2 separate regions of the Homo sapiens genome follow, and region 2 is linked to region 1. A link is an interaction called in ENCODE POLR2A ChIA-PET data of the cell type or tissue named here. Cell type or tissue: CD4-positive, alpha-beta T cell. All regions are shown on one strand. Each heading gives the region's core, and the rest is flanking DNA. Links, peaks and the distances in the headings are about the cores only. Region 1 overlaps CMTR1 (cap methyltransferase 1). Region 2 overlaps LINC02520 (long intergenic non-protein coding RNA 2520).

Region 1 (5,478 bases), core at 205-5,204:
GAATCAACACCCTTTCTGAGTGGTGTCCCTTCTTCTTCAAAGGAATTATGCCACATTGCTAAGTCAATATTTTCATATTTATTTTAAATTTTAATAGATAATATATTCACATGGTTCATAAGTCAAAAAATATAAAAAGATAGCCAGTGTAAACTTTCGTGGTATAAAAATGTAAATCAAGTTTCACTTTTGCTTTCACTAGTTCCAAGTAATTGTTTTGGTATTCTGTCTCCAAATGCTAACCCCTGAATGTGTGAATAATCACTTTTATTGGTCTTCTTGTATATCGTTCCTTCCAAAAGCTCTTTTTGCAATTATAAGAAATAAAAATGTTAGCCTTATAATGGAATCGTTGAAAATGGAATCAGGCATCAGTGTTTGGATATTGATGTTCTAATAATAACCACCAGCAGCAGAAATAACAATCATATCTTCAGTAAATACACTTTATATTTGACAATGTACTTTCTTTTTTTTTTTTTGAGATGGAGTCTCACTCTTTTTGCCCAGACTGGCATGCAGTGGCGCAATTTCGGCTCACTGCAACTTCTGCCTCCCGGGTTCAAGCAATTCTCCTGCCTCAGCCTCCCAAGTAGCTTGGATTACAGGCACGCACTACCACACCCAGCTAATTTTTGTATTTTTATTAGAGATAGGGTTTCACCATGTTGGCCAGGCTGATCTTGAACTCCTGACCTCAAGTGATCCGCCCACCTCAGCGTCCTCCTGGAGTACTGGGATTACGCGTGAGCCACCATGCCCAGCCAACAATGCATTTTCAAATACGTTATTTCATTTAATCTTTAAACAATCCTGTGAGGCAGGTATTACTATCTCAGTTTTATAGTGGAGGAAATTGAAAGGGTGGGGAAGGAAAACTGTTATTTTTGAGCTCCCATTGTGTCAAGTCCATTAGGAACTTTCAGTAGTGACTTGCCCAAGATTACCTAGCTAGTAAGAGGTAGAAAATAGATTTGACCTTGGGTCATTTAATGAACTTTATATGTGCATTGTGTATACTGAACAGTAGTTGAATAAATGAAACTTGGATGTCTGGAGGCTATTTTGTGCCATAAACCTACCTAAACATTTTCCTTTTTCTTTTTCAGCATCTACTACAAGCCTTAGTGGGTCTGATAGTGAGACCGAGGGGAAACAACACAGCTCTGACTCTTTTGACGATGCATTCAAAGCAGACTCTCTTGTGGAAGGAACTTCTTCTCGCTATTCCATGTATAATAGCGTCTCCCAGAAGCTTATGGTATGTCAGCGCTTGGGTTGGGTTTCTCAAGCCCCACCAGCAGAGTGAAAGAAGGGCAATTTGTATTTGTATGAAAAGAAGAAAAGTTTGGCCATAGGTTTTTCCTTTGCTTTTCAGCTACTGAAATTTAGCAGAGTGTGACCCACTTCTTGATAGAAGTATCTATCACATTTGTATCATCTATAGGCAGCAACTGCTTAGGCCTGTTTCTGCTGTTCTATCTGGACTGGATCACCTTTTCATATCCATAGTAATGAATTCTTATTACTAACATGTGTGACTATACTTCCCTAAACATGGATGTCTGTCAGTGGGTAAAGAAGCTTCATGCTGTGAATTTTTGCTCTAGTGAGTGGTGTCAAAAGAAACGACTAAAATCCTGTTCACTCCCAGATGCCTAAAATAAATGGAAGTATTCCATTTATTCTTTTTCTGAAAGAAGGCCCAATTATCTTTCCTAACTTTTATACCTAATTGATGTATCACAAGAAGAATGGTGACTAGGAAGACCTGCTCATATTCCTTAGTGTATGTGCAAACATTAGAGAGATCCAAGTTTACCTTCTGTCTTGCTTTAGAAATATTATAGTTGGGCCAGGCGCAGTGGCTCACGTCTGTAATCCCAGCACTTTGGGAGGCTGAGGCAGGTGGCTCACTTGAGGTCAGGAGTTCAAGACCAGCCTGGCCAACATGGTGAAACCCCGTCTCTACTAAAAATACAAAAAATTATCCAGGCATGGTGGCAGGTGCCTGTAATCCCAGCTCCTCAGGAGGCTGAGTCAGGAGAATCGCTTGAACCTGAGAGGTGGAGCTTGCAGTGAGCTGAGATCACGCCACTGCACTCCAGCCTAATTAACAAAGTGAGACTCTGTCTCAAAAAATAAAAAAAAAGAAAGAAATATTATAGTTGACCCCTCCATTTTCTCTTAGATTCATTTAAGAATGAGAATTGTCACTGCTAAAGCCATAGGTCAGGATTCTAGTTTGCAGGCTATAAGATTTGGGGAAGTTAAAGATGGGAAGGCTTGTGACTCAGTCAGCCTGTTTGACCTGGGAGAAGTATTTGTGGCTACCATAGGAATTCCATCCAGCTCTTTAGCTGGTAATACCCCTTTCAGAGGGAATATAGACCCTCCAGGGAAATTTAGATCTTCTTAGGATTGCAGTTTTTTTTGTATTAGGCAGGAGTCTGTGGGGTTTGGGATTCAAGTCTCTAATCTTTGGGTATATACCTGGGCCCAGTAACTCTAAAGTTTAGTGAGAACTTACAGATAGTTGTGGCATTTAAAAAACTGTTTCTGTCCCAGAGTATTATAGTCCTCCCATACCTCACCTTTTTTTTTTTTTTTTTTTTTTGAGATGGAGTCTTGCTCTGTCGCCCAGGCTGGAGTGCAGTGGTGTGATCTCGGCTCACTGCAAGCTTCACCTCCTGGGTTCATGCCATTGTCCTGCCTCAGCCTCCTGAGTAGCTGGGACTACAGGTGCCTGCCACCATGCCTGGCTAATTTTTTTGTATTTTTGGTAGAGACAGGGTTTGTTTCACCGTGTTAGCCAGGATGGTCTCTATCTCCTGACCTCGTGATCCGCCCTTCTCGGCCTCCCAAAGTGCTGGGATTACAGACTTGAGCCACCGCGCCCGGTCCCATACCTCACTTTTACATGAGGCAAGTTTTTAATCTCTTAAGTGGGCTCCTGCCAAGCCACTTATCCTTGCCTAGTAAGGCTGTTTGACTGGATAAGGGTAAGGTAGAAGTTACAGCTTGAAGCGGTTCCATTTTAAATTATGTTCTCTTTATCAAGTCTACTCTAGGTCTGCTTCTCACTTAATCAGACAAATTAGCAAATGTCCAATGAGAGATTCATGAAGTACTCTGGGTGCTTTTAATTAGGCTATGAGGTCCCTTCTCATTTATCCAATTTCTGGTTGCCCTAGACTTTAACCTCCAGAACAGCCAGCCACTGGGCCCACAGTTATACTGCAGTTATTTATTTATGCTTCTTTTCTTCATTAGGCTAAGACAAACTTTAGACTTTAATCATCTATTTTTCTTAGGATTTAGCACACTGTTTGGCATGTGATGGGGCTAAATAAATGTCTGTTGAACCTAATTAATTGTGCTCCACTACTTCTCTTTTTCAGGCCAAGATGGGCTTCAGGGAAGGTGAAGGATTGGGTAAATACAGCCAGGGTCGGAAGGACATCGTTGAGGCTTCCAGTCAGAAAGGTCGAAGAGGCTTGGGTCTGACACTCCGGGGCTTTGACCAGGAGCTGAACGTGGACTGGCGAGATGAGCCAGAGGTAAGTGTTAAAGTGAGGAGGAGATGGAAAAGCCACTTGTGTTTTTGGATGCATGGCTTTAAGAAGCCATATCAACAAACTAGAAATCTCCAGAGGCAGTATGAGCAAAGTGGAATTAGTTTTTTACGTGGAAAGTACTGGGGATATCCAGAATGGAAAACAGAAGGCTGGGGGAGATATGGTGGGATGTGGATTTCCTGTTGCATTATAGGACTGTCTAAGACCAACGGGTAGAAGATGCTTGAAAGGCAGAGTTTGGCTCCATAAAAACTTTAATAAATAGTTACAGCTCTCCACTAGTGGACTAGGATACCTTGTGAGGCAGTGTGCTCTCTGCTGAAAGTGTTCAGGCAGGCCAAGGGAGCACCCACTCTCTCACTGTGTGAGTAACTGGAGTAGGTGCCTTCTAAGAAGATCCTTGTACTTCCCCAGGTTTGTGCCATCCAGGTTCTAAATAGGTGCTTTTTTATGCCACATTGCTTTTCTACTGTGGGTTTAGTCTGCTTACTAGGGTACCAGTTTGTTTTCACCCTGAAGACCAAAGGAAACTCTCATTATCCCTTTTCATGGCACAGACAATGTGAGATTTTATTTTATTCATTTATTTATGTCCTATCTTATTCCGTAAAGGATCTGTAGTGGGTACAATAAAAACACCTAAAAATAACATTGAGATATTACCATTACAGAGTTGAAACTAGAGAAAATGGAACTCAAACATCTAGCTTTCTGCATAGTTGCTGTAGTTCAGCTTCAGATGTGGCTCTGAACTCTGGAAAATTGATATTTTATTTGTCTCCCTAATGTTCCAGTTCAGGAAAGAAGTCCCGTGAATCTGCATGTGATAAAAGCCTAATAAGTCTTCTGAGTAAGATTCTGACGAGTGAGGGGCTCATGGGTTCTGGGGCCGGTCTCGCTGTTGCCTTGTAGTTGTGGGCGTTGAGACCAGCAGACTGGCAATGCGGAACAGGGTAGATACCTGCTGCTGGTTGCTGGTTGTGGGCTTTCATCTCAGAAGTACCTGATGGTTTCTATGTCTTCATTCGTGTTAAAACAAGAGTCCACATCCTTTCAGTGGGGCAGAAGTTGAACTAACTTCACTAAACTCAAAATCTGAAATCACCCTATAGGCCGGGCATGGTGGCTTACGCCTATAATCCCAGCACTTTGGGAGGCCGAGGCGGGTGGATCACCTGAGGTCAGGAGTTCAAGACCAGCCTGACCAACATGACGAAACCCCATCTCTGCTAAAAATACAAAAACTAGCCAGGTGTGGGACTCACACCTGTAATTCCAGCTGCTAGAGAGGCTAAGGCAGGAGAATCACTTGAACCTGGGAAGCAGAGGTTGCAGTGAGCAGAGATCGTGCCACTGCACTCTAGCCTTCCAGCCTGGGCAACAGACTGAGACTTTGTCTCAAAAAAAAAAAAAAGCCCTATAAGTAAGTAAACGTTTGTAAGTAAAAGTTAGGTCAAGTGGGGCCAGGCATGGTGGCTCACGCCTGTAACCCCAGCACTTTGGGAGGCCAAGGCAGGTGGATCTCAAGGTCAGGAGATCAAGACCATCTTGGCTAACACGGTGAAATCCCGTCTCTACTAAAAAATACAAAAAATTAGCCGGGCATGGTGGCGGGCACCTGTAGTCCCAGCTACTCGGGAGGCTGAGGCAGGAGAATGGCATGAACCTGGGAGGCGGAGCTTGCAGTGAGCTGAGATTGCGCCCCTGCACTCCAGCCTGGGCAACAGTGAGAGATTCCGTCTCAAAAAAAAAAAAAAAAAAAAGAGGTCAAGTGTCAGTTGGCAGCCACTTCTTTACAGTAGGTGAGTCTGGGTGTCCAGGGGTGGATATCCAATCATGGGGTTACCACGGATAAATGCTCAGTGGCTACTGCAGCCTAGGAATGTGGAGGACAGAGTAT
Region 2 (5,258 bases), core at 259-5,258, 69 kb after region 1:
GGTGTGGTGTGGAAGAGCATGGACCCCAGGACTTATATCCAGCCCTTCCCGGCCAGCTCTCGCTGGTGGAGAGAGGGCTGCCTCCTGCCCACCTCCCTCCTCTGCCATGTTCCTGCTCCCAGCACCTGCCTTTACCTGGGCGACTCCTGTCATGGAATTCTGACCTCTCCAGTCCTGCTTAGCTAAACTCCCTCCCTCGTCCGACCAATTTCCCCCTTTTTGGGATTCCTATACACTGAAACCTGTACTGTTCCACTCAGCCCAACGATGAATGCAGCCTCATAGAGTTCTCACATTGTTTTGTGTGTGTGTTTTGTCTGCAGCCCCACTTCCGGCCTACAAGAGCAGACCCCCATCTCCTCCTGTGTGCCAAGAAGCCCACAGGGCGAGGGCCCCCACTGATGCTCAGTAAACCCTCATGGGGAGAGGGAAATGTGCTGTCATTTCCATGAGACATGTGCAGCGACTAGCGTTTCTTTTGGGCTTCCCACCAAGTGGCACTTGCCTACCCCCCCAATCCCCGCGTTTCTTCTGATGGGAAACACACGCTTTCACCTGTGCTGTCACATTCCACCCTCCAAGAACCCTGGCAAGTGGGTGCTTTATTGCCGCTTTCCAGATGAGCACACTGCCTCCCCGAGAAAGGCAGGAGCCTGCCTAGAGCTGCACAGTCAGTCGGAGGCACAGCGGGTCAGAGCCGGCGCTGAGTTCCTCGGGGCTGAGGGAGAGAGACCTCCCTCGTACCCTTCTCTGCTAGCTGCGTCTTCCCAGCTAGTTCAGAGCCTTCAACAGCAGAAGCCTCTGCTCCGGAGGGGAAGTCAGAGCCTGAGCTGAGCTGTGTGTATGGCAGTGAACAAAGGCTCAGGGGGCTCTTCCTAAATGTCTCGCTGGAGGCATCGGTGTTTGTTATCAGTGGCCTCCTGTCTCCCTGCCTCCTCTCTTTGAGCTGAGTAAGGAATCAGAGAGCTCTCCTTCCACCTCCTGCCTGCATCCCCTCCACGAGGTCACCTGCTCAGGCCTGGCTTTAGCCAGAACACTGCTCGTCTGCTTTACACGGCTCTGCCTGCGGGGAAAGTTCAGACTTCTTCATCTGACATTCCAAGCACACCTTGATCCTCCGAAGCTCACTCCTCCAGCCTCCTCCCGCCTTTCCTCACTGCTCAGTCCCTCTGCTCTCATTCCTGTAGGGAAGTTGTGTGGAGGTGGGATGTGGTTATCCGTGAGCACCTGAGCAGCCCTGTGGGTAGGGGCCAGGCCTTTGTGGCACAGAGGTCATTTGCAGTGCATCCAGGAAAACTTCCCTTTGTCCCGTCCGACGTGTACTCCCCTTTCCACACCTGGCTCCCCCTCCTTCTTGGCCTGGAATGCTGACTTCTCTGCATCCAAGGGCTCCCTTGTCCTCTGGCTTGCAGCTGGGTTTGGAGGAAGGGAGGAGACTGAGGACAGGGAATTTATTACCCCAGCTCCCTCCCCGCAAGGTCACCACAGGGTGGCTGTGTCCCTCTGACCCTGCTTGCAGCTGCTCTCATGCAGCTACTCTCAGAGGGGGCTCCCCACTCTTGCTAGCCCTAAGGTTCTGAGGCTCCCCATGTTGGTTTCCTTAAACCCTGCCTCCATCTTTGTAGAGACCCTTTATTCAAGTCTCCTCACGTTACTCAGGGTGAGGCTGCCATCACGGTGCTACCAGCACCCTGCATGAATCCAGTGCTGGCCCCTTGAGGAAGAGCCGAATCCCCAGACAGGAAACAGGGACTGAGACAGCAGGCTCTGTGGGTAGGAGGGCACTGCCGCCACTTCCTGGGCATCCTTCTCCTGGAATGGAGGCACCCCTTGGCGAGGTACAGGCAGGAGCTCAGTAAACTCCGCTAACCATCTTGGTGCTTGCTGCTTCCCAGCATGGAACTGAGCGCAAACGCTGAAGGCGGCTCCTTCCACTTCTCCCTTGGGAAGGGGAAGCCCCCTGAACCACCAATGGGGACCATCCAGTGCACTAACAGTCATCTCCAAATACTTGGATCACACACCCCAGTGGGTAGAATATTTTTGAGGATGTGCTGCGTATCAGGTCAGGGTCTCAGCAGGAGACAGATGCCACTTTTAAATTAGGGTAATACGAGCAGATTTCTTCACAAAGGACTCTTTATAAAGGTGCGAGTGCAGGGGAGCCGGGAGGGACAGTGCAGTAAGCAGGGGCTGGCTGCCGCAGGGCTGTGACCACCACGAGGGGAGGGGGTGCTGAGCCAAATTTGGAAGGAGAGAGTCAACTTGTAAGCAGCTTCCAGGAAAGAGTTGCCTGCAGTGCCCTGCAGGGATGGAGCGGTGGAATCAATTCCCCAACTGCACTTTGCCAGTGTCCTCTGATCTCCCGAGCCTCCCCTTAGCCAAATCCTACCTGACACCTGCGGGCAGGGAGCCCGAGTGATGGGGACCACGCAGGGCAGCCTCAGAGCAGGGTGGAGGAGGTGAAGAACCAAGGGTAAGCAGGAGATACTCAGCGTGTATCCCTAGCAAATGTACACTTATTTATTAGTAAATTCTAAATGTGCAATTGTGCTAATATGTGCATTATAAAGTATACAGAAAAAGGGGCGTTGAAAAGCATGTGGTAAAATAGATAGAAGTGGAAGTTCTATTCCATTTCTTCTGCCCCCAATAGATTCTTTCATGCCCCGTGGGGGTGTATTTTTCCTGCTTTGAGGAACACCATGTTCAAAGGCCAGTGCCCTGAAGGAGCACTCTGGGGTGATGGGAACATTATCTTGATCTGCATGGTGATTATATGAGTGTATACACATGTAAAAGGTGCATGTGGCCGTGTCACACTGCACACCGATCTGGGACCAGTGGGTTCCCTTTTCTTCCATTGTTCATCCAGGAGGTGGGGCTGCCTGTAGCTCCAGGGCTACCTCCCTCACTGTCTTTTCTTCTCACTCCTCTTAGCCCATCCCTACAAGGCTGAAGTGGTCCAGCCCAGAGTGCCTGCCTCCCTGGGGAGGCCCAGCCACCTTGTTCGCTGAGAGTAATCATGAGTCACACGTATATAGCTCTTCGTATGTGCTGGGAGCAGCTCTAAGCACTGAATATGCATTCACTCATTTAATCCTCACAACAGCCTTGTGAACACTGGTATTGTCTTTACTTTCATTTTACAAACAAGGACACTGAAGCACAGAGAGGTCAAGTGACTCACCCAAAGCCACACAGCATGTAGAGGAGAGCCAGGACTTGCCCCAGGACCTGTGCTCCAATCCACATTGTGCAGCTTCTTGTCTTCCCCAGGGCCAGAAAGAAAGTTACACTCAGGGCCTGTTCCCTTGAAGCCGATCTCTTTTTTCTCTGTCATTTTCCCCAAATTCCAGTTCTTTTCCTCTCACATGGCAATTGGTGTGGGACTGAGTCCAGGCCAGGGCTATCTTGGCGGCACTGTGGTAATTAATGAGCAGTGCCCTAGGGCAGGCAGCCTGGGAGGCAGACTCAGGGCCTGGGGCTGCGCCTTTCTCCCGGCCAGCCTGGAGGCGGGAGAGGGAGAGGTTTCTGTTTGCCCAGACAACCCCCAGCAGGCTGGCTTCCTTCTCTCTCTCCCTCCCCACCACCTGCAATGAGTTGCTGCCCCAGCCCATGAGATGCACCATAGCCTTCCAGGCCCAGCAAAACCACACTCCGCCTTGTGAATCTGAGAGCCCGGATTCCCTCACTGCAACTCCGGGAAGGCAGGAACCATATCTGTCTTCCTCAGTGTCACCACCTGACACCTTCCTCAAAGGTGCTTTGGGACACAGCATATACCAATGACTGCTAGACTCTGTGGAGGAACGTTAGAATGTTCTCAAAGGTCTTGACAATGTTCTGTGGGCCTAGTGGGTCACCAGAGTTTCCCAGCAGGTGAGTTTCATGGCCAGAATTCTCCAAGCGTCCTGGGGTGTTTGGGGCTGGCTGGCATCTTCCCTTGCTTTTTTTTTTTTTTTTTTTTTTGAGATAGAGTCTCACTCTGTTGCCCAGGCTAGAGTGCCATGGCACGATCTCAGCTCACTGCAACCTCTGCCTCCCAGGTTCAAGCAATTCTCCTGCCTCAGCCTCCCGGGTAGCTGGGACTATAGTGCACACCACCAAGCCCGGCTAATTTTTGTATTTTTAGTAGAGACGGGGTTTTGCCTTGTTGACCAGACTGGTCTCGAACTCCTGGGCTCAAGTGTTCTGCCTGCCTTGGCCTCTCACAGTGCTGGGATTACAGGCGTGAGCCACCATGCCCGGCAGCATCCTCCCTTCTTTCTGCAGTGTTTGCTGAGAGCTCTAGCAGCCTGATGAGCCCCCTCCCTGTGGGCTGGAAAAGAAAGTGTGGACCCTGGCTCATCAGCAGCATGAGATATGGGATGCAGCAGGGTGACGCTTGAGAGGCCTGCTTCCCCAGCTGCTGGGCACCATTCGTGCCCACCCGGTGGGGGAGAGCCTGCGGGTCATGGGCCTAGCGACAGCCTAGCATCAGAAGGCCCTGAGCAGACTGATCTCCGTCGCCTCACAAGACAGGTCACTTCCCTCCTGAGCTTCCAAGCCTTTACCTGAGCTGTTTTCTTGTCCCTTAAGTCTGTTGGTATTGAAGTCTGGGCGGCCTGACAGCCCTGGCAGGCAGCCCAGAGGCCAGCGCCCCAGGCAGACACTCTCTCTGCCTTATTTATGCAGCTTCGCGGCCGCTGCGATTGGGTGGCATTTGTGAGCACAAAAGAGAAGACTCGGGCATTCAGAAGGCCCTTTCAGCAAAGGGCGCCACAGGCCTGCTGGCTGGAAATTCTCCTGAGATCGGTTGGAGTCTATTTGCAGGCATGCAGGCATTTCTGTTTGCTTCCTGACCCTGGCCTCCTGGGCACTGGGGCGGGGAGGGGCAGGCCTCTGCATTCGGGGACAGGAAGGAGGGGGTTGGCACAGAGGTTTCTGCCAGAGCCTCCCTGCCTGGAGGACCTGGCCTTGTGGTCTTCCCCAGGCCCATGTGCCCTGCTTGCCTGCTCTCTCACCAACAGGGTGATGAGGTGGCATCCACTGGGGTCAGTCCTGTGCCACCTGGCCTCCCCCTCCCTGCCTCTGCAGCCCGCTGAGAAGTGAACAGAAGCTGCTGCAGTGTGGCTGGGAGTCAGCTAGGAAGGGCCAACCCCCTTAACTGGTGCCCCACGTGACTGAGGCTCCTTGGTCACATCATGATCTGTGGTACCCAGATCAAAGGTCCTGCCAGCAGTGCACCAAGCCCTCCTCTTGGCAGGAAGCAGCAG

What was found. Peaks named below come from ENCODE experiments on the same cell type or tissue, not always from the same donor. Only the 100,000 strongest peaks of a DNase experiment are listed, where the experiment ranks them.
Region 2: POLR2A ChIA-PET joins it to region 1 with 10 read pairs; 6 of 35 experiments call an interaction of 5 or more read pairs at or near these places.

The regions. Positions count from the first base shown.
Region 1 is chr6:37,442,890-37,448,367 of GRCh38, forward strand. It overlaps CMTR1 (cap methyltransferase 1), which reads left to right. Exons shown (of 24, transcript NM_015050.3): 3 at 1,110-1,261; 4 at 3,402-3,560. Among named protein-coding and RNA genes, the nearest start is that of CMTR1, 12 kb to the left of the region's middle. In CD4-positive, alpha-beta T cell, for the core only: no CTCF peak of the experiment used is centred there; no DNase peak of the experiment used is centred there; H3K4me3 peaks cover 336 bases; H3K27ac peaks cover 325 bases.
Region 2 is chr6:37,511,510-37,516,767 of GRCh38, forward strand. The region is part of intron 1 of LINC02520 (long intergenic non-protein coding RNA 2520); the gene reads left to right. Among named protein-coding and RNA genes, the nearest start is that of LINC02520, 6.8 kb to the left of the region's middle. RefSeq lists enhancers at 1,340-1,941, 1,942-2,543, 3,814-4,598, 4,599-5,258, 5,256-5,258. In CD4-positive, alpha-beta T cell, for the core only: no CTCF peak of the experiment used is centred there; DNase peaks (open chromatin) are centred at 3,082, 3,582 and 5,232; H3K4me3 peaks cover 2,534 bases; H3K27ac peaks cover 4,072 bases.